Regions from separate parts of the Homo sapiens genome. Here region 2 is linked to region 1. Evidence: chromatin loops called from intact Hi-C (ENCODE). Cell type or tissue: tibial artery. All regions are shown on one strand. Each heading gives the region's core, and the rest is flanking DNA. Links, peaks and the distances in the headings are about the cores only. Region 1 overlaps SPIRE1 (spire type actin nucleation factor 1). Region 2 overlaps SPIRE1 (spire type actin nucleation factor 1).

The links. A loop is a pair of places that touch in the nucleus more often than their neighbours do. Peaks named below come from ENCODE experiments on the same cell type or tissue, not always from the same donor. Only the 100,000 strongest peaks of a DNase experiment are listed, where the experiment ranks them.
Region 2: a loop joins it to region 1, with 2.2 times the contacts of the local background. A loop is called at or near these places in 12 of 110 quality-filtered maps.

The regions. Positions count from the first base shown.
Region 1 is chr18:12,516,455-12,532,159 of GRCh38, reverse strand. The region is part of intron 4 of SPIRE1 (spire type actin nucleation factor 1); the gene reads left to right. Among named protein-coding and RNA genes, the nearest start is that of PRELID3A, 120 kb to the right of the region's middle. RefSeq lists a silencer at 3,403-3,603. In tibial artery, for the core only: no CTCF peak of the experiment used is centred there; a DNase peak (open chromatin) is centred at 5,800.
Region 2 is chr18:12,640,139-12,655,843 of GRCh38, reverse strand. The region is part of intron 1 of SPIRE1 (spire type actin nucleation factor 1); the gene reads left to right. Among named protein-coding and RNA genes, the nearest start is that of SPIRE1, 10 kb to the left of the region's middle. RefSeq lists enhancers at 3,692-4,275, 7,453-8,277. In tibial artery, for the core only: no CTCF peak of the experiment used is centred there; a DNase peak (open chromatin) is centred at 9,983; H3K4me3 peaks cover 710 bases; H3K27ac peaks cover 2,276 bases.

The sequences.
Region 1 (15,705 bases), core at 2,530-10,529:
ACAACCAATGAACTCCTTTAAGGTCATTCTTTTAATGATAAAGATTTGGGTAGGCCTGCTGTTACTTTGTCTCTTAAGCAATGTGATATCCTTGAAAATAAGTACACATTACTGTGTCTCCTAAGAAATTTGATATCCTTGTAAGTTAAGTATAGCTGGAGGCACTGTCTAAGCAATCCATCGAGTGCATCAGGTTGTATGAAAGAAGAGCCACCCTGCCCTGCTGCCAGTGACACCACCATATTCCAGAGCCATACTGCAGGGGTAGCTGGTGAGCCTGTGCTGTGCAGAGGGGGCAGTTTCAATTGTAAAATTTTTTATTGGAGAAAATGAAATTATATTAATGGTAGTATCCTTTAATCTATTGTGGTCCAGGTAATTTTTTGATCATCAGTCCCCAGTTTTGTTATTGTTAAATAAAATTATTTATCATTACCTAAAACTTTAACCCCTGCTACTTTACTGTCATATTCATACAGCTCCTTTATAAAATGCCTTCTCTTCCTTACTCCATTTGATCCTTGTAACAATCCTGTGACTCTTTGCAAATTAGTAAACTGAGGCTTAGAGAGATTAGAGATTCACATAGAAGTAAGTTCTCAGTGCTGCTGATAACAGCATTTTCATCCTCATCATACCCTTCAGTCCGGCAAAGGTGTTCCACTACATAGAAGTTATTGCTATTTTCCTCTAAGAGTGTCACATAAAATGCATTATTAGATGAAACTAAAGAGAGAGTTCTGAAGAAAATGGAGGTAGATACTTTGATGTAGGTTTCTGAGCAGTTCTGGAGAGAGAATATGTGAGTCAGAAAGACTAAGATTTGGCTTTGGAGAGAAGAGAGTTTATGAGAGAATGTGTGGGCATGCACATGCTGGTGTTAGGGGATGATGGTCCTGCATATGCACATAAATGGGATGGGGGGGTACCATGTAAAGTTGAGGTATGAAATAAGAGGGAGGCCAGGCACAGTGGCTCATGCCTGTAATCACAGCACTCTGGGAGCCCAAGGCAGGAGGATCACTTGAAGCCAGGAGTTCAAGACCAGCCTGGCCAACAAGGCAAGACCCTATCTATAAAATAAACAAATAAATAAAGAGGGAGATGTGAAATGAGAAAAGATAGAGTATCATAGAAGTGTCAAAGACTGAGATAAAATAATTTTAAGACTAGAAAGTCAGTTGATTTTTTTCTGATACGTTCCTAGCATGCTCTAGCCATCATTGCCTCCACGTTGAGAGTGTGCAGTATGCTCACCAAATTCTCCAGTAATACACTGTTTCATAGTAGGGGTATAATGATATTATAGTAGAAACTTGATGTATCATAAGAGTACACTGTTTTAAAAGAATTTTTTGAAAGCTTTCTTTAAAGCAAATAACTCATTTTTTATTTATTTCATAATTTGAAATATTTATATTACCACTGACCTTTGTAAAAGCCCCTTTATTGGTGAATCATACCATTCATTATTCATGTAACTTCTTAAAATCAAATAGCATTTGCAAGACTTCTGTTTACTCATCTTTAAAAATGGGGAGGAAGGCCTGGCGCTCAGTGGCTCACTTCTGTAATCCCAGCACTTTGAGAGGCCGAGACCAGGTGTTTTGAGACCAGCCTGAGAAGCATAGCAAGATCATAGAATCCTGGAATCCTAGCTGCTTGGGAGGCGGAGACAGGAAGATCTTTTGAGCCCGGGAGTTTAAGGCTGCAGTGAACTATGATCTCACCACTGTGCTCCATCCAGCCTTGGTAATAGAGTGAGACCCTGTCTCTAAAAACATAAAAATCGGGGAGGAGGCAAGACATGTTAAGCTTCCGTCTAGTCTTAAAATTTTATGCAGAAAATAAAATTTGCGTGACTAAATTTTTTGTTCTATTTATTCAACAAGCTTTTCCTCATTTTTGTTATTAGTCTTACGTTGTAGGCAAAGTGTATATAGATAAGTAAGTGCATTCCTGGTAGAATTTTCTATGAAATTATTGTATACTATTTTATTTTATATCTTAAATTTGAGATAGATTTTACAGAAAAGCAGTTCAATGCTGTAGATAAATTAATCAAAATTGAGGATGCTGTAGGCCTTTTAAAAACACAGATTTAACTTTTTAAAATTGGTAAGCTAGCTGTAACATTCAATACTGACATTACTACTATATTGATGTCAGTATAGGCTAAAAATAAAATTATTTTCACAATCTACTGGTAGAAAATCCTTGTACAGAATAAATTCGTAATACAGTAACATTAGTCATCAGTGAATGAACAGTGAAAATAATTGTGCATTGTATAGCATGTGTTCATGATATTGCAGCAAGAACTTTATAAGGCATGTAAAATAGGTTTTTAATGTCCTAATCTCTGTTCTCTAGATTATGTACTCAAAGTGATGAAAATTTTCTCTTCCTCTTGCACTTTCTTGTGTCATTCATACACATAAACATCACCCAAATTAAGGTAGAATATTTCAAACATTTTGATCTTTGAGAGATAAGATGTCTAATACAGTTAACTCATCTTGGATTTCTTCAGCAGTAGGCTCTACAGGTGTGGGTTGTCATTTCTGATTATCTGATTATAATGATCTTTGCACTCTTCTCAAGTGTGGCTGTACCTGCGGTGCTTAGTTTCTTGACATATTAAACGCTTCTTATAAGTGTTGTCTTCCTTGACCCTTTCAAGTATGATTTTTTCACTCACACCCTTCATACCTCAGCTGAAAGGACATCTCCTCAGGCCACCCCAGACACCTTTATATATTCAGCACATACTGCCCTTTTTTTTTTTTTTGAGACGGAGTCTTGCTCTGTCGTCTAAGCTGGAGTGCAGTGGCGCAATATCAGCTCACTGCAAGTTCCACCTCCCGGGTTCACACCATTCTCCTGCTTCAGCCTCCAGAGTAGCTGGGACTACAGGCGCCCGCCACCACGTCCGGCTAATTTTTTGTATTTTTAGTAGAGACGGGGTTTCACCATGTTAGCCAGGATGGTCTTGATCTCCTGACCTCGTGGTCCGCCCGCCTCGGCCTCCCAAAGTGCTGGGATTACAGGCGTGAGCCACTGTGCCCAGCCTGCTGTTTTCATTTTAATCGCGTTGCCCTATTATCTCCCTTTTAGCAGCCATCATGGTCTGTAGTTGTTTTGTTGGTCTCTTTTCTTATTCATTGATGTCTGCCACAAGAATATAATCTCATTGAGGGCAGAGACCTTTTCTCTCTAATTCACTGTTATATCCCAGTGTAATGGGGACTCCGTAGATATTTGATCATTGTTAAATGAATTAAAGAATCTGTGGTTTAGCTATTGTAGGTCTGGTTTCTCACCATCTGTCTTGCATCTTGGTCCCCTGATGCTCTTCAGTTATCTCCAAAATGCAGAGCCTCCCTCGTGTTCTCACTGTGTCTACCTTACCTTGCCTCACGCATTGGTTTGACATCTCTTGCCTGGACCATGACAAACCCTCTAATGTTACTTCCCTTTTCATGACTTCTTGATACTTGTAGGTGGAAAGTGTAAACCCCTTAGCATGACAGGGCAGCTGTTCACAATCTGACCCAGTTCTGACCTCTCCAGGCTCTTCATTCACCATTCATCCCTGCCCTATGTGTGCTGGTGTTGCCTACACTTCCTTCATTCCTGAATGTCCAGGGCCTCTGCACCTACCTGAAATGTCCCTTTCCCCTCTTCGCTACCTAGAAAATGCCTGCTTCTCCTTAAGACCTAACTCAAATGTCTATCTACTATTCTGAAATGCTTTTTCCAATCGAAGTCATTCTTTCTTCTCTATGTTCATTCAATGAGCACTCCACTCTGGCATCTTTCTGTCACTTACAACAGTGACACTGTGTTGTAATTACTGTATACGTTTATCTCCCACTAGACTGTGAACTTCTTAAGGGCAAGGACCATGTTTGTACTGTCAGTCCTGTCATAGATTTAGGGACCCAAGACAGTATCTCTTGTAGTCTTTTTAGGTATGTCTCCTTTGCTGCCTCCTCAGCTTAGGGTAACACTGGGGCCTCCATCAATGAGATTAAGTTTTTTTAACCTAATAAATATTAGAGTTGGAGTCTTCTAAGCCTTTAACTTTTTTTTTTTTTTTTGAGATAGAGTCTTGCTCTGTCACCCAGGTTGGAGTGCAGTGGCGCAATCTGCAAGCTCCACCTCCCAGGTTCACACCATTCTCCTGCCTCAGCCTCTCTAGTAGCTGGGACTACAGGCACCCGCCACCACGCCCGGCTAATTTTTTGTATTTTTAGTAGAGACGGGGTTTCACCGTGTTAGCCAGGATGGTCTCCATCTCCTGACCTCGTGATCCACCCACCTCGGCCTCCCAAAGTGCTGGGATTACAGGCGTGAGCCACTGCACCTGGCCAACATATTTTTATTCAAGAAGAAACAGAGGAGAATAGAATCAACCTTAAGATGCCGATTATGGAGTTATCAGGAGCCAGGAGCAGCACAGGAATGGTGCACAGCTAATGCACACCTGGGGCTCCTGGACACACAGCTGCCTCTTCATATTCATTCTGCTCTCCAGAAGTGGGAACCTGAGGGCTGGGGGTTGAAATTGAATGCTGCTTTATTTTCATTAATTTTTAAAATATTTCTAATATAATTTATGTACTTGGGGGAAGAAAGATCCAAAGCCTTCTGCAGCAGCTCTAAGCCCAGACAACCTACATCATGTTCACCGAAAGGCCTATCCTTATATATAAACCCTGGGTATCTCATCCTTTGTTTATGTTAGTACTTTAATCCTTGTGATGTTCTTGTGAGTTTGGTAGTATTACCCTTCACTGCCTCACTCGTGTAGATAGAAAAACTGAAGCACGGTTCAACAAACCTTAATAAAGTAGCTGCCTGTGATGATAAAAGGACTTAAAATTAGACCTAATTTTTAACTTTGTACAAATGATAGACAATAAAAGTTGATCTTGAGGTAGGTCAGGATGTGAGTGAGGTGTCTACAAACCTTAATACAGAAGAAACAGTGGAGGAGCTTGGGATTTTGAAGAAGACTTGACAGAACATAATATCCATATGGAGACATCACAAAGCCTAGTGAATGGAGAGATGCTGGCTGTCAGAGGAACTAGGATCAGTTGGGAGAATCATTTTATTCATGCAAGTTATTTAAAATGTCTTCCGTGGCCAGGCGCAGTAGCTCACGCCTGTAATCCCAGCACTTTGGGAGGGTGAGGCGGGTGGATCACGATGTCAAGAGATTGAGACCATCCTGGCCAACATGGTGAAACCCCATCTCTACTAAAAATACAAAAATTAGCCAGGCGTGGTGGCATGTGCTTGTAATCCCAGCTACTCGAGAAGCTGAGGCAGGAGAATTGCTTGGACTCAGGAGACAGAGGTCACAGTGAGCCAAGATCATGCCACTGCACTCCAGCCTGGCGACAGTGAGTGAGACTCCTCTCAAAAAAAAAATTAAATTAAAAAAAATAAAATGTCTTCCATATAATGGGTGCTACTATGATTAATACTGCTAACGTTTATTCCATACTTACTCTGTGCTAAATGCTGTTCTGACTTTATGTGCATTAATATTCATTGAGTCCTCACAGAAGCCATGTTTTAAGTGCTACTCTTACTGCCTTTCTCACTGTCGGTACGATGGTGAATGAGATGAACATGATCTCTGCCTTCACAGAACTCAAGAGAGTAAGGAGGACAGTGTAGGAGCATGTCATCCAGCACCGTGTTAGAAGGGCCGTGGCCAGTGGGTGCAGGGTGCTGTGGAAGCCACCAAAGGGACCATGCACAGCTTCCCAGAAGTAACTTCGAAGCTGAGACCCAAATGCTGAGGCAAAATAGTGGATGGAAAATGTGTTCCAGGCATAGTAAACAGCACACATGAAGGCCAGGAGATGAGAGCAAGCAAGGTAGAAGGGCAGAGGGAGAAGTGACTTCTCAAACACTGGGACCACTGTCTCAGAGGGTACTATGCAGGGATACTATACAAGCATCTGATGGGAAGATGCACCAGAAGAGTCTATAGTTTTGTGACTACCCATGCTCTGAATGGCTTTCTGCAGGCATCAGATACATCTCTGTGTGTGTGTGTGTGTGTGTGTGTGTGTGTGTGTGTATCTTCAGTATTCTGACCCTAGACTGCTGTACTGCTTTCATCCCTTGTTTAGCATGTATTACTGGAAACCTTTGTGTTCCAGGTAGTGAGTTTCTGAGCATATGATGATCTCTAAGCCTCATTGCTCAGGGAGCTCTGTAACACCCCTAATGAGCAAGGCATCATGGCAAAGAAGATGAACTGCATCCTAGGGAAGATCTTTACGATGCTAGGAATGAGTAGATGGAGTTATAACATACTAAAAGCTAGTCTTTAGTTCTTCAGGTTTCAAGAAATAGAACTCCTTTGTTTTAAAGATAGTTTTTGCTTTAAAACAGAAATCTTGGTAAATCTGTGGCTACTGGGGGGCTTTTTAATCCAGATGAAGCTGGTGTGAGCGAGGAAGCAGGTTCCCGTGTGTATAGTCACGAAGTTCTATACACATGGGATCTGATTTTAATTACTAATGAGGTTCATTTATTGTTTCCTTCCCACTCCAATCCCCCATAAATGCTTGATGTGAAACTTTTTTTTTCTAAAAGCAGCAAGAGAAAAGAATTTCAGGGGTATAATTTTCTTAAACAGATGAAATGACAACAGTGTTGAATTAAATATTGATATTTTAAAAAATGTATAACACAAGCAGGTTTGTTTTTTCTATATTAATGTATTATATATTTTAACTCCCATTTCTACCTAACTAGCATCACGATAAACAATTTTTATCCTTATTTTTAAAATTTTAATAATAGCCTTTGTTATTATTATTATTATTATTATTTTTTTTTTTTTTTTTTTTTTGAGACGGAGTCTCACTCTGTCGCCCAGGCTGGAGTACGGTGGCATGATCTCAGCTCACTGCAAGCTCCGCCTTCCGGGTTCACGCCATTCTCCTGCCTCAGCCTCCTGAGTAGCTGGGACTATAGGCGCCCGCCACCACGCCCGGCTAATTTTTTTGTATTTTTAGTAGAGACGGGGTTTCACCGTGTTAGCCAGGATGGTTTCGATCTCCTGACCTCATGATCTGCCTGCCTCGGCCTCCCAAAGTGCTGGGATTACAGGCGTGAGCCACCGTGCCTGGCCACTTTTTTTTTTTCTTCTTCCTAGAGAGACACGGTCTCACTCTGCTGCCCAGGCTGGAGTGTAGTGGGGTGATCATAGCTCTTTAGCTCCTGGGCTCAAGTGTTCCTCCTGCCTTAGCATCTCAAGTAGCTAGGACTACAGGTGTTCACCACCATGGTTGGCTGATTTTTTTATTTTTATTTTTGTGGAGATGGGGTCTTGCTATGCTGCCCAGGTTGGTCTGAAACTCCTGGCCTCAAGTGATCCTGCCACCTTACCTTCCCAACGCACTGAGATTACATGCATGAGCCATTGTGCCTTGCCTGTTATTACTTTAATGTGTAATTCTGCACAATTCACCAGGCACGGTGTCTCATGCCTTATAATCCCGGCATTTTACTGTGAAAAACTTAAATGTTAAATTATTCATCTTTGCCTTCCAATCTGTTATACTGAAGAAGTAAATTGACTTCTTTGATCTTTCATTTCCCAGAATATTTCTAAAGTTTTCCTAGAGAAAAGAAAACATTTTTCCCCCCATCAGTATAAATAGCTATGCTGTTTAAAAGTAGTATTTTGCCAATTTGTGATTTTCTAAATGTTTAAATGATTCTCACTTACATGGGATTTTGGTTTAAACCTCATCGGCCAAATTCTTCTGAATGGTTAAATCTTACCCCAAATTTAATGAAATCCTAGGATGGGAGGATGAATTATAGATGCCCAGATTAGAGCCAGTTTATCTTTAGCTGCTAATATTTGACCAGACATTACAATTATGGGGTAAAACAATGAATTGGATATAAGCATGGCTTATGAATTTTTCAAAGTATTATATGAGTATATTTTACACAATATAATCCAATACATATAGAGAAACTTTGTTAAGTGATTTATAGGCATACCTCAGAGATATTGCGGGTTGGATTCCAAACCACTGCAATGAAACAAATATTGCAATAAAGCAAGTCATACAAATTTTTTTGTTTCCTAATGCATACAAAATTAATTATCTTTATGTATATTATAGTCTATTAAATGTGCAATAGCATTACATCAAAAAAATACATACTTTAATTAAAAAATACTTTCTTCCTAGGAGTTTGAGACTAGAGTGGGCAATGTAGTGAGATCCTATCTCTGCAAAAAATAGTTTTTAAAAAAATTAACCTGGCATGGTGGCTCATGCCTGTAGACCCAGCTACTCAGGAGGCTGAGGTAGGAGGATTGCTTGAGCCTGGGAGGTCAAGGCTGCCATGTGGTGTGATTACACCATTTTGCACTCCATCCTGGGCAACTGAGTGAGACTATGTCTCAAAAAAAAATAAGAATAAAAATACTTTATTGCTACAAAATGCTAGTGATCCTCTGAGCCATCAGTGAGTTGTAATCTTTTTGCTGGTGAAGTGTCTTGATCCGACATTAATGGCTGCTGACTGATCAAGGTGGTGGCTGCTAAAGGTTAGGGTGGCTTTGGCCCTTTCTGAAAAATCAGAATACATTGTAGCATACAGTGCTGTTTGATAGCACATTACCCACAGTAGAACTTCTTTCAAAATTGGAGTCAATCTTCTCAAACCCTCCTGCTGCTTTATCAACTAGATTTATATAATTTTTGAAATCTTTTGTTGTCATGTCAATAATGTGCACAGCATCATCACCAGGAGTTGATTCCATGTCAGTAAACTACTTTCCTTGCTCATCCATAAGAAACAACTCCTCATTAGTTCAAGTTTTCTCATGAGATTGCAGTAATTCAGGCACATCTTCAGGCTCCACTTCTTATTCTGTTGACTGTTTCCACCACATCAGCAGTTATTTCCTCCACTGAAGTCTTGATCCCCTCAAAGTCATCCATGAGGGTTGGAATCAACTTCTTTCAAACTCCTGTTGATGTTGCATTTTGACCTCCTTTCATGAATCACCAGTGTTCTTAATGGCATCTAGAATGATGAATCCTTTCCAGAAGGTTTTCAATGTGCTTTGCCCAAACCCATCAGAGGAATCACTGTCTATGACAGTTATAGCCTTACAAAATGTAGTTCTTAAATATGACTTGCAAGTAAAAATTATTCCTTGGTCCATGGGGCTGTACAATAGATGTTGTGTTAGCAGGCATGAAAACAACATTAATCTTGTATATTACCATCGAGCTTTTGGGTGACCAAATGCATTGTCAATGAGTGGTAATATTTTGAAAGGAATCTTTTTTGCTGTAAACAGATGTGCCGCCATCCAGTCTTTGTTGTTCCATTTATAGAGCACAGACAGAGTAGAGTTAACATAATTCTTAAGGGCCCTAAGATTTTCAGAATGGTAAATTAGCATTGACTTCAACTTCATCACCCACATTAGCCCCTAACAAGAGAGTCACCCTGTCCTTTGAAGCTTTGAAGCCAAGCACTGATTTCTCTCTAGCTATGAAAGTCCCAGATGGTATCTTCTTCCAATATTAAATTGTTTCATCTACATTGAAAATATGTTGTTTAATGTAGCTACCTTCATCAGTTAGCTACATCTTCTTGATAATTTACTGCAGCTTCTACATTCAGCACTTGCTGCTTCACCTTGCACTTTTATCGAGCGATGACAACTTTTTTTCTTAAACCTAATGAACCTATCTCTGTTAGCTTCAAACTTTCCTCCTGCAGCTTCTTCACCTTTTTCAGCCTTCATAGAATTGAAGAGTTTGAGCCCTGCTTAGGATTAGGTTTTGGTTTAAGGGAATGTTGTGGCTGGTTTGATCTTCTATCCAGACCACTAAAACTTTATACCAGGAATTAAGGCTGTTGTGCCTTCTTATCATTCATGTTCACTGGAGTAGCACTTTTAATTTCCTTTAAGAGCTTGTCCTTTGCATTCACAACTTGGCTGTTTGGTGCAAGGAGCCTAGCTTTCAGCCCATCTTTGCTTTTGACATCCTTCCTCACCAAACTTAATCATTTCTCGCTTTTGATTTAAAGTGAGAGACTTATGACTCTTCCTTCCACTTGAACACATAAAGGCCATTGTGGGGTTATTAATTGGCCTAATTAAATTATCATTGTGTCTCACGGAATAGGGAGGCCCCAGGAGAGGGAGAGAGATGGGGGAATGGCTAGTGAGCGGAGCAGTCAGAACACACGCATTTATCAATTAGGTTTGTTGTCTTATATGGACACTGTCATGAGCACCCCAAAGCAATGACAATAGTAACATCAAAGATCACTCCTCACAGATCTCCATAACAGATTTAATAAAAAAAAAATGGAATATTGTGAGAATTACCAAAATGTGACAGAAAGATACAAAGTGAGCACATACTCTAGGAAAAATGGCACCAATAGATTTGCCGAACTCAGGGTTGCTGCAAACCTTCAATTTGTAAAAACACGATATCTGGCCAGGCATGGGGTGGCTCACATCTGTAATCCCAGCACTTTGGGAGGCTGAGGCGGGCAGATCACTTGAGGTCGGGAGTTCGAGACCAGCCTAGCCGACATGATGAAACCCCATCTCTACTAATACTACAAAAATTAGCCAGGTGTGGTGGTGCACGCCTATAATCCCAGCTACTCGGGAGGCTGAGGCACGAGGATCCCTTGAACCTGGGAGGCAGAGGTTGCAGTGAGCTGAGATCACGTGCCACTGCACCCCACCCAGGCGACAGAGTAAAACTGTGTCCAAAAAAAAAAAAAAAGTATCTGCTATGTACAACAAAGCGAAAGGCAGTAAAATGAGGTATGCCTGTACATATATTATTTCAGTTAGCCCTATGCAAGAAATCATAACTTGATGAAATTATTGAGCTCGGTTTATCTTAAATAAAACTAAAAAATATTTTACCTAAAATGAAAAACTATATTCATGTATATAAAGTATCTTCTTTTGCTGGGGGAAAAACAGTGTTTTCTAAAATGACTAGGCTGTTATGAAATGGTTTTGTCTGTTTTTAAAATCTTATAGCCACATTTTATAGTCTGTAAATTGGTTGAAAAATCAAATGTAAGTATTTTCCACCCCCCAATCTCTTATCAAGCCAGTAGCCAAATCCGCCAGTGTCATAGGGCCAATTGCATGTTAACTAACTCACACTGGGACACCTGTTTGTGACATGACTTCAACTTATTTTCTGCTTGAATAGCCTTGCAAAGAAAAAGCCCCAAGACGTCTGTCTCATTCACAGATTGAAGGGTATTTTAATCAGCTTTCTCATATTCCTTGCCTATTCCTCACCTCATGCCAACACCTCCAATAATAAAATTCTGGCATTTAAGTTGGCTGGAAGTTTCTTTCTAGACCTAAAATAGGTTTATATCCCTCCAAGTGGTGAACATACCACTTTTTGACAGAAAATCCACCACCAGATGTCTTTTTGTAAGTGTGCCATGTGTTCGTTTTAATGAGATCATTCATCATTTGTAATGTTTAGGGTCCTTGCTGCTGTCTGTCTTTTTTCTGTTTGATTTGTTATTTTTGTTTTGAGTGTTGGTAACATGCCGAGCACTGGTGTCTCATCAGGGAGGAGTAAATCTCTCTCTGACCTCCTGTCATTGCTCTTAGCGCTGCTCTCCCTGTTAAAATGTTTCACAAGAATATTTTACTGAAAGCTCGTGGAAGAACTCTGCCACCTTTCAGATCCTGCAGCTTTTAAAACTTAATTTATTTTTAACAAAAAATTTCACGTGGTTCAAAACCCAGGAGTTGTAAAAATATTACATTAAATTGTACCCTTCTATTTTTGTCTACTACTCACACTCTCCCTATATATGGGCAACAAATATTATTAATTTCTTTTTTATCTTTGCAGAGAGATTTTATGTATAACTAACAAGCGCATATCAGTATTTTCTTCCTTTTTTCACTTTTAAACTTTCCTTTTTTATTTAATTATATGTCTTAGAGATCATTTCATATCAGTAAATAGCTTTCACATCTGTAGGCCTTTATAATCTATTTTGTGGGTATGGTGTAATGAGTTTAACTAGTCCTATATTGACAGCTACTAAGTAATTTCCATTCTTTTTCTATTACAAACAGTGGTGTCATGGATAATTTTTAACCTATTTTTCTTGAGTGTGAACATAAGTGTAAGGTAGATTCCTAGAAGTAGACTTGCTGGGTCAAAGGAAATGTGCATTTATAATTTTTATAAAATATTACACTATTGTCCTTCCTAGAGGTTTAGTAGTTGATACTGTCCTTAGCAATGTGTGAGGCTATCTATTCTCCTACATCTTGACAATGTGTTTTCACAGTGATAAGTGAAAATTAGTATCTTAACAATTTTAATTTGCATTTGTCTTATTGTAAATGAGATCAGATATCTTTTCATGTACTTAAGAATCATTTGTCAATTGCTTGTTCATTTCCTTTGTTCATTTTTCTAATGAGCCATTGGTCTTATTAATTTGTCTTTATTTATTAAGAAAATAACTTTGTGATATAATTTGTAATATTGTCTGTGATATTTTAATGGTCATTTTTATCATCATCACTGCATTTCTATAGGTGTGAAGAGCTGATGAGTATAAAAACAGAAAAGGTGAATGTGTATTAGCAGATAATGTCAGTCCAGCTATGTAGAGCAGAGTCAGTCCAGCTATGTAGAGCGGAGTCAGTCCAGCTGTATAGAGCAGAGACATTTGTTAGAGAGAGAGTGTTTGCGTGTGTGTGTGTGCGTGCGTGTGTGCACATGTGTGTATAGGTACAAAAAATACTGGAAGAATAGAGGAATTCTAGGAATTCCTTTCCTAGAACCTAGAAATGAATTGCTTTCATTTTTATGACTTCATCTATAGTTTTTCTAATTTCTGTAGTGAACCATATAAATTCGAATTAAGTAGTACAGAATATCAATTTATAGTTTAACATTTTACATTTTTTATTCAATAAAATGCTCTTGACTTTTTTCATAATTGCTATAGTTGTTACTTGGCCACCATCCACCCCTCAGGGAGGAGAAGCGTGTTATATCTTTAAGAATGCACCATAAAGTTTGACACAAATATAAATCATATTCTTTAGTACTTATCCATTAACTCTGCATGGGAGACTTCCAGTTATCAGAACAACTGCTATAACTTTTTACTGGGTTTTTGTACCCTAATTTCTGAAATATTAATTTGGGACTAGTCAATGTGATAAAATCTTCTTTCCCTCTTTTCAGATAAAATATATTTGAATTAAAAAGTCATAGCTCATAATCTGTGTGGCTGATATTCATTTTTTAATTTATTATAGACAATATTGTGAAATAATGTCAGTCATGAAATGTATTTAATACTCTTTATGTAAGTAATTTCTTTGTTTTTTTTTGTTTTGTTTTTGTTTTTGTTTTTGTTTTGAGACAGGGTCAGGCTCTGTCACCTATGCTGGGGTAATCTCATGCAGTGATGCAATCTCAGCTCACTGCAACCTCTGCCTCCCGGCCTCAAGCAATCCTCCTACCTCAGCCTCCCGAGTAGTTGGGACTACAGGCATGAGACACTGTGCCTGGCAGTAATTTGTTGCTTTTTTCTTTTCTTTTTTTTTTTTGTGTGTGTGAGACAGGGTCTTGCTCTTTTGCCCAGACTGGAATGCAGTGATGCAATCACAGCTCACTGCACTTCCAACACCCAGGTTCAGGCAGTCCTTCTGCTTCAGCCTCCCAAAGTGCTGGGATTAAAGTTGTGAGCCATCATACTTGGCCTACATTAGCATATTTTAACTGAGTTATTAAAAATGTTGCCCAGTGTGGTTGCTCACGCCTATAATCCCAGCACTTTGGGACTCCAAGACGGGCAGACCACTGAGCCCAGGAGTTCAAGATCAGCCCGGCCAACATGGCAAAACCCTGTCTCTACTAAAAGTACAAAAATTAGCCAGGTGTGGTAGTACATGCCTGTAGTCCCTGCTGCTCAGGAGGCTGAGGTGAAAGGATTGCTTGAGCCCAGGAAGTTGAGGCTGCGGTGAGCCATGATCACACCACTGCTCCAGCCTGGTCAACAGAGTGAGACTCGGTCTCAACAATTAATTAAAAGTTTGTTCAAGGAATTTTTGAAATATATTCCTTATTATAATGCATTTAAAAATGTCTAACTGAAAACATGTACACATGGCATAGGGAAATAAGATAGTTTAAATGGTGGAAATGGTGATCATTAAAATGCTGTCATAAAAAATACATTATTATTTTAATATATGAACATATATGTGAATAAGAAGGATTTAATTAGTAAAGGGGTACTTATATGTGAGCTGATGTTGAACCTACACAAATGGATTAAAATTATTCTCTGAGCATTTGACATACTTCTGATTCACAGAGTAGATTTTGTTTTTTAAGTTGCCAGGAACTGAAAATGTTGGCATTGAGCAGTTCTAATTGCCAGCTTGAGAATGGTAATGTCAGAAATGGGAAGCGTAATTGCCATGTGGGTTCTCCCAATTAGAACTTTCTCACCATATCTCAAGCACAGGTTGACATCTGTTATTACATTTCTGCAAGCAAAAAAAAGAAAAATCATTCAGAAGCTAAAGTATAATTGACAGCTTGAATCTAAAACAAGAAAAATCTGTAATTTACTTTCAAATAACTCATTTGTTTTTACTGCTAACTAGAAAAATTGAGCTTTCTAGCCACATATTTGATCAAGCTTGTTTGATTACAGTATTTATAGATTCTAAGCTATCTACATTGATTTATTGCTGAGTCAGGATTTTGATTTGATGAAGAGGCTAAGGAGAGGTATCATTTTGCAAAACAAATTCACTTAGTATAAAATATTTTTGTGATGGAGTAAAAGTATTCACAATCAAATCCTCATAGGTATTCATTGACATAATAACTAATACCTACTGAATGTTCAATATGGTCTGAACTGAATGCTGTGTTTCATCTGTATTCTTCTGGTATATTTCTTCTATAAAATCCAAAAGATAGCTATTATTATTTGCACTTTAATATATGAGAAAATCAAACAGGATTACAGCAATTTAAAAATTTCCCCAAAGTCACGCAGCTGGAAAGTATCTGAGCTACAGTTTGTGCTATTGTTCAGAAAAACAAAGAAATGTGAAATTCTTGGACCATTTCAATTGTCTTCAATGTTATAAAGAACAGATAGTTTTTCTTAGTGGCAATGAGTGAGGGATTTGATCACAGCACAAATAAAGGTAGAGATGTAGGCAGGCCTAACAGTGACACCCTCCTGACTACATTTAGTCAGGGATGTGTCGGAGAATAGTAAAAATTAAGGTTGGGTGGAAAAGGGGCCCTGTTTTGGGGGGCATTGAAGCAAAAGAGTTTGGATTGAATATATTTTGCTGCTTCTCACACTATTCTACCAAAGTACCCCTAAGACATAAAAGCATGAACTCATATTTGTAGACTATTAAGGACATATTAAATCGTAACTTTCAGTTGCAGATGACAGAAACCCACTCAAATAAGCATGGGCAGAGTAGGGGAGAGATGTATTGGCTCACATAATTAGGAAGTCTAAGGGTACAGCTAGTTTTAGGCATAGTTGGATCCAGAATCTCAAAGGCTGTAATTAGGGCTGGCATGCTCCCTCCCTTTCCTCTCCAACCCTTTCCAG
Region 2 (15,705 bases), core at 5,012-13,011, 120 kb before region 1:
TTTTAGAAGCAGCGTTGGTAGTGGTGATTTCCGGAGAGAACAAGCCCCCAGTTTACATTGTCTTGTCACTTAAATTTAATCCCAAAATCGTGTAGTTTTGTTGTCAAAGATTGATAGATTCTCGTGGATGGGTTTTTTCTTTTTTTTTGGTCTGAATCTTATGTTGAATTGGATTATTTTTTACATCACTAGTGTGAGTGATAACATGTTGATCTCAGTGTAATAAACTGCCTTTATGGAGAAAATAGTGAGTGGAGTTGTTCTCCACAATTCGCAATAGGTTTATAATTCTCTTTCTCAGTTCTGCTCATGACCTGCGCTACCAGTTATGGAGGAGGCCTAATCAAAGTTGTTGATAGAGACTTGAGCATTTTCTGTTGCCTAAAATTATTTAAGAAGTTCATACTAAAACATTAGTTTATTTCCTCATTGGCTTTAAGAATAGTTGCGTGGCTCAGGAAGATACAGTCTTCTGAAGATTTTATCTTGATTCTTACACTTGATGAATAATTTGGTGGTGTGCACACTTAAAAATTCTATTCCTTCCTTCTTTCTTTCGCTTTATTTCTTTCTCTTTCTCTCTCTCTCTCTCTTTTTCTTTTCTTCTTTTTTTTTTTTGACAGGGTCTTGCTGTATTGCCCAGGCTGCTGAAGGCTGGAGTGCAGTGCTGTAGTCATAGCTCATTGCAGCCTGGAACTCCTGGGCTTAAGTGATCCAACTGCCTTGGCCTGCTAAAGTGCTGGGGTTACAGGTGTAACCCACCTTGCCCAGTCTCTCTTTTCTTTTTCTTTTCTTTTCTTTCTTTCTTTTTTTTTTTGAGATGGAGTCTCCCTCTGTTGCCAGGCTGGAGTGCTGTAGAACAGTCTTGGCTCACTGCAACCTCTGCCTCCTGAGTTCAAGTGATTCTCTTGCCTCAGCCTCCCGAGCAGCTGGGACTATAGGCGCATGCCACCACGCCCAGCTAATTTTTGTATTTTTGGTAGAAATGGGGTTTCGCCATGTTGGCCAGGATGGTCTTGATCTCTTGACCTCATGATCCGCCTGCCTCGGCCTCCCAAAGTGCTGGGATTGCAGGCGTGAGCCACTGCGCCTGACTTCTCGTTTCAGTTTTAAGGAACGTTTGTATTCATGAGACTTCCATTGTAGGGAAGAGTTGGGGAAAATAAGTAAAAATAATTTTTTTTTTTTTGAGACGGAGTCTCGCTCAGTCGCCCAGGCTGGAGTGTGGTGGCGCGATCTCAGCTCACTGCAAGCTTGCAAGCTCCGCCTCCCAGGTGCATGCCATTCTCCTACCTCAGCCTCCCGAGTAGCTGGGACTAAAGATGCCTGCCACCATGCCTGGCTAATTTTTTTGTATTTTTAGTAGAGACGGGGTTTCACCATGTTAGCCAGGATGGTCTCGATCTCCTGACCTCGTGATCCGCCCGTCTCGGCCTCCCAAAGTGCTGGGATTACAGGCGTGAGCCACCGTGCCCAGCCAAATTTTTTTTTTTTTTTTTTTTTTTTTGAGGTGGAGTCTCACTTTGTCGCCCAGGCTGGAGTGCAGTGGTGCAGTCTCGGCTGACTGCAACCTCCGCCTCCAGGGTTCAAGCAATTCTCCTACCTCAGCCTCCCAAGTAGCTGGGATTACAGGTGTGTACCACCATGCCCAGCTAATTTTTGTATTTTTAGTAGAGAAGGGTTTTCACCATGTTGGCTGAGCTGGTCTCAAACTCCTGACCTCAGGTGATCCACCCGCCTCAGCCTCCCACAGTGCTGGGATTACAGAAGTGAGCCACGGTGCCTGGCCACACTTTCTTTTTCATTGTATTTATCATGATTATATGTAGTTAGCAATCTGCAACGTTTATGTTTTCACATCCATTGATTTCTGTTTCTTTCTTTCTTTTTTTTTTTTGAGACGGAGTTTTGCTCTTGTTGCCCAGGCTGGAGTGCAATGGCGCAATCTTGGCTCACTGCCACTTCCGCCTCCCGGGTTCAAGAGATTCTCCTGCCTCAGCCTCCCGAGTAGCTGGGATTCCAGACATGCACTACCACGCCTGGCTAATTTTGTATTTTTAGTAGAGACGGGGTTTCCCCATGTTGCCCAGGCTGGTCACGAACTCCCGACCTCAGTGATCCACCAGCCTTGGCCTCCCAAAGTGCTGGGATTACAGGTGTAAGCCACCACGCCCGGCCTGATATATTTTCTAAATGGACGTTTAGGGAAGTTAAGTGATTAGTAACTCTTTGAATCAAATCTTGGTCTTTTAGTGTCTAGGCTTAGTAGTGTTGTGGAATGAAACATTTGGTTTGAATTTGTTTTGTGATTCTTCCCCTTAGATAAGTGACAGTGAGTAAGTTCCCCAATCACCCTGAGTCTAGCCTTCTGTGTAAAATCAGAATATATTGTTGTTTTCACAGGATTGGGGCATAAGTGAGGATAATATATGTCAAGTGGCAAGACTTGCTGTATAGCAGGTACTCAGTAGGTTTTAGTTTCCTTCTTCCTCTAATCCTGTGGTCCTTTCTCACCACTATACTGTCTCTAGTCCATCTGTTTTATGTTTTTACCAAGAATTGGGGTAAATGTCAAGGTCAGAGTTTCTTAACTGGCACTGTCGGCATTTTTGGCTGAGTAATACTTTGTTGTGGTGGCTGTTCTGTGCAGCATCCGTGATCTGATCTCTAACACTGGATGCCAGTAGGCCCCTCCCCTGCAATTGTGACATTAAAAAAGTCTCTGTCCATTGCCAGATGTTCCCTAGGGTGCAAAATCATCCCAGTTGAGAACCACTGCTCTAGCAGGTGGTGCCCAGGATTGTGTTCAGGGTAGAGAAGTGGATTCTGGCTGTAATCCTCAAGTGAGTGAATCCTTCTACAGGCCATTGTCACTCTGTTGTTGAGCTGAATGAGTCGTACTGGTTCTTGCCAGTACCAGCAGTATCACTCCATTTAGTCCTTTTAGAAGAAATAGTACTTCATAGGCTTTACTGACTTTTTAGGGGACTGAATGTGGTAGTAATTGATTTTAATTCTTGTTTACTTTTAACAGTATTGATACATCTGAGAATGGTTAGATTCAGTTTGAATGAAATAAATAGAAATATGCTATAAGAAAAACAGAAAAATGTTGAAATGTGTCAGAGGCTGGAGACCAATGAAGGAAAAAAATGAAGAATTAGTGAGTTTATTTAGCATTCAGGTAAAACTTAGAGCCAAATTGCTAGCATGGCCATAAAAGTAGTGTGATATAGGACCCAAGAAGATAAATTCAAGAAAAAGGAAAGACTAGCTCTTTAGAGGATCTCTTGAAAGTAAAAAGATTAAATTATGTATAACGTCCTAAAATGAGCAGTATGGTTAAGAAGTATTTCTGTGATGACAGGAGGATAGATTGCTTAGAATCAAGAGAGTTTATGATTCTTGTTTGGTGGCTTATTTAACATTTTATTTTCTCCAGTGTTTATGCAGTTGTAGTAATAATAAGACTTTGTTGTTTGGGAAAGTTTATTAGGTACAAGTTGATGAAGTTTTAACTTTCACACGCTTAATTAAGGGGTTAAAGACACGCAGGCTCTTTGTATACTCATAAGTATACCTGACTAGCAATTAGAGCACATTTTGGTATACAGGGTCTTTAGAAGGTAGTAACTGATGCAGTTTAGGTTATAGTCTAGATCTTCACATGGTTAAAAAGCATTTGCTTTTCTGGCATGCCACAAAGAATTATTAATAGCAGTAGTTTTAGAGATTAGAATCATGTGTGGTCTCACAGTCTTTCAGGACTTAAATACCCGTCTGACAACAATCATTTATTTTAACTTTTGGTTTCAAAATTTTTGATGTACCTTTAGTTTAGATGTATAAAGAATCGTTTAAAAATTATGGCCATATGTTGATTTAAAATAATCTTAAGGTTGGTAGAAGGTTTTCCTGAAAGGAACAATGAATGCCTGTGTGCATACTAATAAAGGGATCCCTTGAGAATGGTTTCTTGGTATAGGGAACATTCAGGCTTTGTTTGGGTTTTGAAAAGAGGATACGATCAGTCAAGCTTCTCAGCAAGGTTCATGCTAATTTGGAGGGGAAGATCGTCTTGGCATAAAATCCTATTTGATTTTAAAGAGAGAATATTTGTGGAAAAGGTTGAAATAGTGAAAAAATATGTTTTTTTTGTTTTTGTTTTTTTGAGATGGAGTCTCGCTCTGTTGCTCAGGCTGGAGGCAGTGGCGTGATCTCGGCTCACTGCAGCCTCCGCTTCCTGGGTTCAAGCGATTCTCCTGCCTCAGCCTCCTGAGTAGCTGGGACTACAGGCGCCCGCCACCATGCTCGGCTAATTTTTGTATTTTTAGTAGACACGGGTTTCACCATGTTGTCCAGAATGGTCTACATCTCCTGACCTTGTGATCCACCCACCTCAGCCTCCCAAAGTGCTGGGATTACAGGCGTGAGCCACCGCACCCAGCAAAAAAATGTTTAAAAACATTTTTTTTGGTCTGCTCTTTCTGTATTTCTTGTGTTCCCATCCTGATCATTAAAGGAAAGGAATATATGAAGTATATGTGTAGGTTTCCAGAGTAGGTAGTGGGGGTGAATGGTAGAATTAGAGATTGGTGAAATGCCTTATCAGTTACAGTAATAGATAAAAATTGTTCTCTTTGAATAATAAGTTCAAATATGTCAGGTTAATTCAATCTAACAAATATGCTTTGAGTTCCTACTATGTACAAGTAGTGTTCTAGTTTTACATGGGTGATGTAAGGGCAAATAGTTCTAGTCATTAAAGAAGAGAAAATAAAACAGAAACACAGTGGTGAATTTACCATGAATCTAATGCAGCTTAAACTTCAAGTCCCTTCATTTACACAGGCCCCTTCTAAGTGAGTGGGAGGAGCCTTAACAGTAAGTTTAGATGTTCATTTGCAAAATTAAGATTTTAGCTGTAATTGGATAAGATTGCTATCACTTTTTTTTTTTTTTTTTTTGAGACAGGGTCTCGCTTTGTCACCCAGGCTGTAGTGCAGTGGTTTGATCGGCTCACTGCAGCTTTGACCTCCCAGATTCAAGCAATCCTCCCACCTCAGCCTCCCGAGTAGCTGGGACTACAGGCATGTGTCACCATGCCTGGGTAATTTTTTTTTTTTTTTTTTCCTGAGATGGAGTCTTGCTCTGTCACCAGGCTGGAGTGCAGCGGCGTGATCTTGGCTTACTGCAACCTCTGCCTCCCGGGTTCAAGCGATTCTCCTGCCTCAGCCTCCCGAGTAGCTGGGACTACAGGCACGTGCCATCACGCCCAGCTAATTTTTTGTATTTTTAGTAGAGACGGGGTTTCACCATATTAGCCAGGATGGTCTCGAACTCCTGACCTCATGATCCACCCACCTCGGCCTCCCAAAGTGCTGGGATTATAGATGTGAGCCACCACTACCACCTGGCCCATGCCTGGGTAATTTTTATATCGTTTTTTAGAGACAGAGATTTTGCCATGTTGCCTAGTTTTGTTTGGAACTTCTGGGCTCAAGTGATTTGCCCACGTTGGCCTACCAAAGTGCTGGAATTGCAGGCATGAGCCACCATGCCTGGCCTGCTGTCACTTTTATTTATTTGTTTATTTATTTTTTTTGAGACAGAGTCTTAGTCTGTTGCCCAGGCTGGAGTGCAGTGGCACGAGCTCGGGTCACTGCAACCTTCGCCTCCCAGGTTCAAGCAATTCTCGCACCTCAGCCTCCCAAATAGCTGGGATTACATGCACATGCCGCTGCGCCTGGCTAATTTTTGTATTTTTAGTAGAGACAGGGTTTTTCCATATTGATCATGCTGGTCTCAAACTCTGGGCCTCAAGTATCTGCCTGCCTTGGTCTCCCAAAGTGCTGGGATTACAGGCGTGAGCCACCAAGCCTGACCTACTGTCACTTTTGGTTCCAATTTACCATGCAATATATTTCTACGTGTGTTGGGTTATAAGAGAGGGGTCACAAGAGTTTTGGGGAGAAATTTTGGAATAATGTATTTGTGGTTTTGTATCTGTGTTTCTACTTTTGCAGAGGGAAACAGTAGAAAGAATTTAGTCATCTACAGATATTAGTCCTCAAGTAAGTTAGGACTCTTAGGAAACCATTGGCCTCACTAAGAGTTTTGACTAAACTTTAGAAGAAAAAAATCATTGAGCTACCAAGGACTATATGTTGATAAGAGATGATGAGTTGCACTCTGCTTGTTATATATGGAAGGTCAGATTCACTCTCCTGTATCATTGGTCCTATAAAATAACAGCAGTTCTCATCCTGCTTTCATAACAGTGTCATTAGAGCTGTATGTATTTCCCTTTTACTTCTTGTTGGCTAAGTAGAAAAAAGGAAAATAACTTCTTTCAGATATTTGTTTAAAACTATGAAGGAAATATTGAGTTACCAAATGTAGTGGGAATTTTTAGTCAAAAAAATTTTTTTTTAAGAGACAGGGTCTTTCTCTCTTGCTCAGGCTGGAGTGCAGTAGTATGATCATAGCTCGCTGCAGCCCCCGGCTCCTGGATTCAAGCAGTCTTCCTACCTCAGCCTCCCATGTAGCTGGGACCACAGGTGTGTGCTGCCACTTCTGGCTAATTTTTTATTTTTATTTTTTAGTGGAGAAAAATGTTGCCCAGACTGCTCTTGAACTCCTGACCTCAAATGATCCACCTGCCTCAGTCTCACAAAGTGCTGAAATTGCAGGTGCGAGCCACTGTGCCTGACCAAACTTTTTATTTTGGGATAATTTTAGATTTACAGAAAAGTTGAAAAGAGAATGCAGATAATTCTTATTTGCCCCTCACCCAGTTCCCCTAAATGTTAACATTTTATATTCTTGTGGTATATTTGTCAAAACTGAAAAAACAACATTGATGCATTGCTATTAACTAAACTCCAGACTTCATTTGGGTTTCCCCAGTTTTTCTATTAATGTCCTTTTTCTTTTTTTTTTTTTTTTTTTTTGAGACGGAGTTTCGCTCTTCTTGTCCAGGCTGGAGTGCAATGGCGCGATCTTGGCTCACCATAACCTCTACCTCCTGGGTTCAAGGGATTCTCCTGCCTCAGCCTCCCGAGTAGCTGGGATTTACAGGCACCTGCCACCACACCTGGGTAATTTTGTATTTTTAGTAGAGACGGAGTTTCTCCATGTTGGTCAGGCTGGTCTCAAACTCCTGACCTCAGGTGATCTGTCCGCCTCGGCCTCCCAAAGTGCTGGGATTACAGGCGTGAGCCACTGTGCTTGGCCTTAGTGTCCTTTTTCTATTGCAGAAATCCCATTCGAGATACCATATTGCATTTAGTCATCATATCTCCTTAGTTTCTTCTGGTCTGTGACAGTTTATCATGATCTTGACAGTCTTGGCAAGTACTGGTCAGCTATTTTGTAAAATGTCCCTCCATTTGGACTTGCCTGGTATTTTTATGGCTAGACTGGGTTATAGTTTTGGGGGAAGAATACCAGCGAGGTGAAGGGCTCCCCCTGATCACATCATGTTGGGGCACATGATAACCATGTGACATCACTGGCTACGATAACCTGGACACTTGATTAAGACAGTGTTGTCAGGTTTCTCCACTAAAAAGTTACTATTTTTACCTTTTTTTAATATGTTGTTCTTTAGAAAGGAGTCATTAATTCCAGCCTGCGTTCAAGGATAGGGCCAGGTAATTAAACCACCTCCTGGAGACGTGAATATCTTCTTAGAGTTATTTTGAATTCTGTGAAGAAGATTTGTGCCTTCTCCTCCATTTACTTATATATTCAATCATTTGTTTATATCAGTCTGGATTGACATGTATTTTGTACTTTGGTTGTTTTGTTGCTCAGATTGTTCCCGCTGTGGCCATTGATTGCTCCTTAGGCTTGGCTCCTGGGTTCCTTTGATATGCAGCCCTCCTTCTGTCTGGTGGAGCACGTCCTTGCTTTCTGGCACTGCAAGATGTTTCAAGGATCATCTTATATATTTCCTGCCCCAGCCCTAGAGTCACCCATATTTCCAGGGAGCTCTTGTTTCTTTTATTGGAGAATGGTGTTTAGAAACCATGATCTTAGCACTGGGTATGCTTGTTGCTTATTGTTTTGTTTTTATTTATTTTTTAAAGTTGTAGTTTTGCTCTGTTGCCCAGGCAGGAGTGCAGTGATGTGATCATAGCTCTCTGTAACTTTGAACTTCTGGGTACAGGTGATCCTTCCACCTCAGCCTCCTGAGTAGCTGGGACTATAAATGCACACCACCACTCCTGGCTAATTTTTTTGTTATTTTTTTGTAGAGACAGGGTCTCTCACTATATTGCCCAGGCTGGTCTTGAACCCCATTCAAGTGATCTTCCTGCCTCAGCTTCCCACAGTGGTGGGATTACAGGTGTGATCCACTGCACCTGGCCTGTTTTTAATATAGAAGAAGAAATGTTAAAGAGTTTATTTTTGATGTTCAAACTCTAGATGGATATTTGGGTTTCAAATATCGACTTACTGGATAGTATGAATAATGCCACTGTGAACATTACTGCACGTGTCTTTTGGTGAACAAATGTAGCATTTTTGTTGAATATGTTTCTAAAAGTGCAATTGCTAATTCATGATGTATGGTCAGCATAAGTAGATATTGCCAGAAATTTTCCAAAGTGATTGTATCTCACAAACTTTTAAAATTAAAACTGATATGAGACATTAGTATAAATTTAAAAAGGATTCGATTAGGTATATGGAGGGTTTATATTCCTAATAATACCAAACTGCTGGCTTCTGAAAACTGTGACTCTTAGGTCTTTTTATACTAATTGTGCTAATGCTTTTTTTTTTTTTTTTGAGTCAGAGTTTTGCTCTTGTTGCCCAGGCTGGAGGGCAATCCTGCGATCTTGGCTAACTGCAGCCTCCACCTTCTGGGTTCAAGTGATTCTCCTGCCTCAGCCTCCATGGTAGCTGAGATTACAGGCATGCACCACCACGCCTGGCTAATTTTGTATTTTTAGCAGAGACAGAGTTTCACTATGTTGATCAGGCTGGTCTCAAACTCCAGATTTCAAGTGATCCACACGCCTCCGTCTCCCAAAGTGCTGGGATTACAGGTGTGAACCACTGCGCCGGGCCTAATACATTTTTTTAAATTAAGTCTGTGGTCTTTTTCTGTCATATTTCCCATTTTCTCTCCCATCCCTTAATTTAATTAGAAGTTAAGTTCCTACCTAATATACTCCTTTAATATCTTGTATTTCGGAGAGATAAAAATATAAATAGAGATAATTGGAGGGTAGTGCTAGAATGTCACTAACAATCCCTATAGGTTGCCTGGTCCCAGGGTTTGGTCATGTCTTCCTGGATTTTTAGTGAAAATACCATGTTAGCGATATTCCCATTACCTGATTTCATGTATTCATTTCACCAATATTTGAGTGCCTTCTAAGTGCACTGTGCCAGATGTTGACGATACAAAGAGGGATAAACTGCACTCATACCTTCAAGAAGCTCATAGATGGAGAAACTAACACAGTACAGTGCAATAATTTTAAAATAATAAAGATGTTTAGAAAACTATGAGAGCCCAGAGAAGAGAGTGGCTGACCCTGCCTGGTGACAGTAGGCGAGTGTTACAGAGGAGATCTGGTTTCTGGAGGTCTCCAGGATGGGGCTGTAGCCTAAAAGGAAGACTATGTGAGGCAGCAGCAGCAGCAGCAAGTGGAAAGGCTTGGAGATGTGGAGGACGTTATATGGTACTCAGAGAGCAGCAGTACATGGATGGCAAGTGTGGCGTTGTGCTGCCACCCACTTCCCCATGCCAAAAGCATATAACTGCTAATCAGTTACCGCATTTTTTGCTGCCGAATTCGTAAGCAGCCCCAAGAGTTCTCAACAGGATGCTTCAGGTGGCCACTACTAATTATTTGGAGTTGGCACGTGAGGTTAAACCTGTTTGTCTTCTTTGTAGTGGGTGTTCCCTGTGCCTGGAGCGGAGGATGTGTGTGGGAGTCGGAGTCAGAAGGGCTGGAAAGGCACGTTGGCTGGGATCAGATGATGAAGGACTTTGTGCCAGCCACATGGTCGAGTGTGTATTTATAGTCTGTACAGGCAGTGGAGAGCTATGGAAGGGTTTTAAGCAGGAAAATGATGTAAGCAGATTACTCTTTTTAGAAAGATAAATGTAGGGGCTTTGTAGATGTATTGAATTGGGTAAAATGGAGGGCATAGACACCAGTAGGCATTTTATATATCTTTAGATCTTTGTAGCCTTTAAGTTGCTAAACCAGTTAGGAGTGTTATGGCTGTTCAAACAGGAGATGATGGAGGTCTGAATTAGGGCAGTAGGAATGGAGAGAAAGAATCAGATTGAGAGTGATTTAGGAAATAGGACATGGTATAGCTCTTCCACTTTTTATGTGTGGGTGAGAAAGAGGAAGGATTGTTCAAAGGCTCTGACTTCTTGCCTGGGTGCTTGGGTGACAGGGTAGGCAGGAGGGGCAGGTTAGGGTGGGAAGATAGATGATGGTTTATACTTGTTGGAAATTAAATTGGCCTGGAAAATATTTTTTCCTGTGGAGTCATGTTGATTCCCACCAAGCTCCTTTGCTGCCTTCCAGATAGTTGCAAATCAGCTGTTGAATGTCACACCATAACATGGAGAGAACTAAGAGCTGGCTACAGAAGATGCAGTTTCAATTCTTTTGGCTCTGATGCTTACTATTGAATAGTTATGACCTCAGGCAAGCCATTTAACTATTTCTGATGCTGATACTGTCTTATTTTTTTTTTTCTTTTATTCTTTTGTATGTGTGTGTGGAGACCAGGTTTTGCCAGGTTCCCCAGGCTGGTCTTGAACTCCTGGGCTCAAGACATCTACCTGCCTTGGCCTCCCAAAGTACTGGGGTTACATGTACATGTGTGAGCCATGGTGCCCGGCCGCTCTCTTTCTTTATTTGTAAAATGGAAGTAATATTTGTCCAGCCCTTCTTGTGAAATTGTTATGAGACTCAAATGAAGAAATATATGTGGGGGCATTTTGTTACCTTGTATGTACTGCACAAATACATTTTTACTGAGCCATTGCTATCCTTTGTAAAAAGATGAATACTTCCAAATTATTTGAGTCAAGATTGATAAAGAAGTTCTAAAACAATATTAAATATATGTTTGGAAGTCTATAAAATGATTCTTGAGGTTGAAAAAATTTGAAATGTGGGTGTCCATGTGATTAGACCTTTGTTGCCTTAGGTGCTCCACCAGGTTTTTAGAATGGACTATGGAGGGTTACTTGCAGATTATCAGGGAAAGGTAATTAGTGCTTGACCACCGTTTATATTTTTTATGGATTTCCATATATTTTATATTATCTTGAATTTGTTTTTTTCCTTCTTTTGCCACTTTCTGACTTGTTTGATACTCATTTATTGATCATTTAATTTAGCTTCTTTCAATCCTTTGGGGAGTATAGGAGGGCTTATTTATGTAAATAATAAAACAATGTAACTATAACTTTCCCTATAAACTCTTGGAACACATTTCATCTGAGACCTATAAGATAAGCCATAGTTTAGATGAAATATTTGAACTGTTGTATTGCCTGATGTGTATAAACTTAAATGTTTTTGATGGGAAATTGTTAAGTTCCTTAAATTAATGATAGTTGCCCCCTAACCCTGACCTTTTTTTTTTTTTTTTTTGAGATGGAGTTTCCCTCTGTCACCTAGGCTGGAGTGCAGTGGCTCGATCTCAACTCACTGCAACCTCCGCCTCCTGTGTTCAAGCGATTCTCCCTCCTCAGCCTCCCAAGTAGCTGAGACTACAGGCATGTGCCATCATGCCCAGCTAATTTTTTTTTTTTTTTTTTGGTTGAGACAGGGTTTCACCATGTTGGCCAGGCTGGTCTCAAACTCCTGACCTCAAATGATTCGCGCCCCCACCCCCAGCCTTCCAAAGTGCTGGGATTATAGATGTGAGTCACAGTGCTCAGCTTGACTTTCTTCTTTAATTAATGATCTTTTCATTATATTTATATTTAAAGAATAGTACTGTATTCATAAGTATAATAAAAATGTGTAACTTACAAAACTCATTACAAAAATATTTCTTGACTATATATAGTATATGTAGTAAAGGTTAAATAGCTAAAAATGTTTATAGTAAAGGTTAAATAGCTAAAAATGGCAAAGTGTAGTCTATGTCAAGCCTATGTTGTTTTTATAGTTTTTAAATCAGATCTCCCAAATCTTGACAGAGGGAAAGTAACACATTTGGGTAAGTGGATATGGCTGGTAGAGTTGTGATATAACTAAAGGGAATTAGGGCTTGGAAGATAGAAGTTCCTGGGATGCTTCTCTGCAGGGCTCTTGTTGGCTAGGTTGTCTCATACTCAGATGCCACAGAGGGGCAGGAGATTCTAAAGAGAATGGACACAGATGTGTGTATGAAATGCATGAAAACCAGAACTCTTCAATTGATAGGGAATAGTAGAACATTTGGGATTGTCACCTGCTAGAACTCTGTTTATGATTTGGCTTGGGGAGGTTCCCCTCCAAGTTCTCATTCCTAAAATCTAGTGATATGTCTATGTATTTTTGAGCTTGTGAAGTTTAAGCAATGTTTGAATTGCTGTTACTAGGGAAAAGTTTAATCCAAATCAACCCAGTTTACAAAGAGTACTTTGACTTTCATTGTCCTTGTCTTCTAACACAGGAGTGTCAGAAATGTGGCTCCAGGCTATAAACATTTTTAGCTATTTATGTATAAACATTTAAAAATGTTTATACTATAAACATTTTTAGCTATTTATCCTTTACTACATATACTATACATAGTCAAGAAATATCTTTTTGTAATGAGTTTTGTAAGTTACACATTTTTATTATACTTATGAATACAGTACTATTCTTTAAATACAAATATTATGTCTTCTATTCCTATGGCAGCATTTCTTCTTCTTTTTTAAAATTTTACTTTAAGTTCCAGGATACATGTGCAGAATGTGCAGGTTTGTTACATAGGTATACATGTGCCATGCTGGTTTGCTGCACCTGTCAACCCGTGATCTAGGTTTTAAGCCCCACAGGCATTACATATTTGTCCTAATGCTCTTCCTCCCCTTTCCCCTGCCATCCCTGACAGGCCCTGGTGTGTGTTGTTTCCCTCCCTGTGTCCATGTGTTCTCATTGTTCAACTCCCACTTATGAGTGAGACCATTTCTAAATAGTCCTGGGCACCTCCTATCCTGTACTTGCCATCAGAATACTTCTGAAGATGACATTCTAGACAGCCACTGTTACTCAGAATTGGCACTAGAGATGAAACTTATTTGCTCTGCAAGCTTCCAGTGTTGCCAGATTACATAAAATAGATAAAAGATAATATCCAAATTTTGTGGCGGGTTTTAATCACTGATACTAGGTCCAAGGGGAGACTCTAGTCCCTGGGAAGGTGACTGGTAATAACAATCCAAGGCTGTCATTTTTTTTGAAAGGTAAGGGATTTAGTTACAAATCTAGGAAGCAAAGTGTAGTCTATGTCAAAAATAAAGTGGGAGCTTCCATTTCTGAATTAGGATAGAAGTCACATTTATGGCAAAGGTGATTGAAGGCTGAAAGTCCTAGAGCCTGGCTTGGGGCAGAGTCTGTGGGTGGGGGTCAGATAATCTCAAGGAAGAAGATGCAAGTTCTGGAGAGTGCCTGTCACACAAACGTATTGTTGGTGAATGAACAGATGAATGCTTTTTCCATGAGAGATATTTAAAATTAGAGGTCATGTCCCTGACTGTTTTTTGTATCAAATCCATAACATTCACGCTGAGGCGGGCGGATCACAAGGTCAGGAGATTGAGACCATCCTGGCTAACATGGTGAAATCCCATTTCTACTGAAAATACAAAAATTAGCTGGGCGTGGTGGTGCGTGCCTGTAGTCCCAGCTACTCAGGAGGCTGAGGCAGGAGAATTGCTTGAACCTGGGAGGCGGAGGCTGTAGTGAGCCAAGATCATGCACTGCACTCCAGCCTGGGCGACAGAGCAAGACTCCATCTCAAAAAAAAAAAAAAAAAAGCATAACATTCTTTTTTCCCTTAAAATGCAACTTGGCAAAGATGATTTTGTTGGGGGAAATTGGTTTAAGCTAATAAATACGTAGTTTCACTGTCCTAACTTTTGAAGTTCTGTTCATTGATTCCAAGTCCTCAGTGGCCACTGCACTTTAGAAATTCATGTATGAGGCTGGGTGTGGTGGCTCACGCCTGTAATCCCAGCACTTTGGGAGGCTGAGGTGGGCGGATCATGAGGTCAAGAGATCAAGACCATCCTGGCCAACATGGTGAAACCCCGTCTCTACTAAAAATACAAACATTAGCTGGGCATGGTAGTGTGTGCCTGTAGTCCCAGCTACTTGGGAGGCTGAGGCAGGAGAATCGCTTGAACCCTGGAGACGGAGGTTGTAGTAAGCCAAGATCGTGCCACTGCACTCTAGACTGGCGACAGAGCGAGACTCCATCTCAAAAAAAAAAAAAGAAAAAAAGAAATTCGGGTATGATTAGGCTGTAGAAATTTTTTTATTGCTAAATTTCAGCCTGTTAACTACAAAACTATGGGTTTTTTTTCCTAGTAATAATACAAAAATTGTCCCAGAAGCATATTTAATAAACTCCTTTCTTATAAAAGTATTATAGTTCTTAAACTAATGGTTGTTGTTGATCAGTTTTGGTCAAATGTTTGAGAATATTATTCTTGAAAACATGGAGCATGTTCAGGATGTTGTTTGTCAATCCATTAACAAATCCTGTTCTACTTCCAAATTATTTCATGAACCCTCTCCTTTTCACCCTCATTACTGCCATCTCCCTGCCTGGCCGCCCGCGTGTAGTGCTGCAGTACAATGATAGTAGCCTCCTCGCTGGCCTTGAGCTTTCCATCTGGCTGTCTCCACTACGTTCTTCACATTATAGCAAGACTGACCTGGAAACTACCTGGACGCAGCTGACCCTCTTGCCTGGTATCCTTCAATAGCTTCCCATTTTCCTTAAAGTCAAATCTGAACTCATCATACTATCCTTACAAGCCTGTGTGATCTGCCCCCTGCCTGTCTAAACACAGTTTATGTTACTCATCCACCAAACACTTCCCAGGCCTGTCACACGCCACCTCCTGCTTCCGGAACAGATTCTTCTTCCCGCCCTGCAGTTGGTTCTACCCAGCTTCAAGGTCTCTGTTTAAATATCATCTTTTGGAGGAATCTTACCTGACCACCCCAGATGGGGTCATTTCTGTTACTTTCTCTCCCTTTTGGATCCATTTATCACGAGTTCTGTTTTGTTTGATTACTTTTTTGGGGCTGTGTTCAATAAAATGTAAGCCTTATGAGGCAAGAACTGTGTCTAGCTTGTTTACTACGACAGTGTGTCATCAGTGCTTATGAGTAGTACTTAGTAGGTGGTGAATAAATATTTACTGAACAAATGAAGGTGGCAGAGGTATGCTGGCAGGAGAGCAGGGTGTATTCATTGGTATCTCAGTTTTAGCATGAAAAAGAACATAATTTCACATGGTTAGAGGGACTGAAACATTGTCTAGAATTTGGTCACATAGTAAAAAGCTGGAGAATAATTCTGAGAACCATTTATCTTAAAAGTTCCAGAAATTCTGTTTTTTTGGTAGGTATAGTTTGCCTTTTGCTTATTCAGCTAGTTTGAATCATATTGATAATGTGACTGCATGATAAGTCAGCCATATGCTGAGGTTTCTACTTT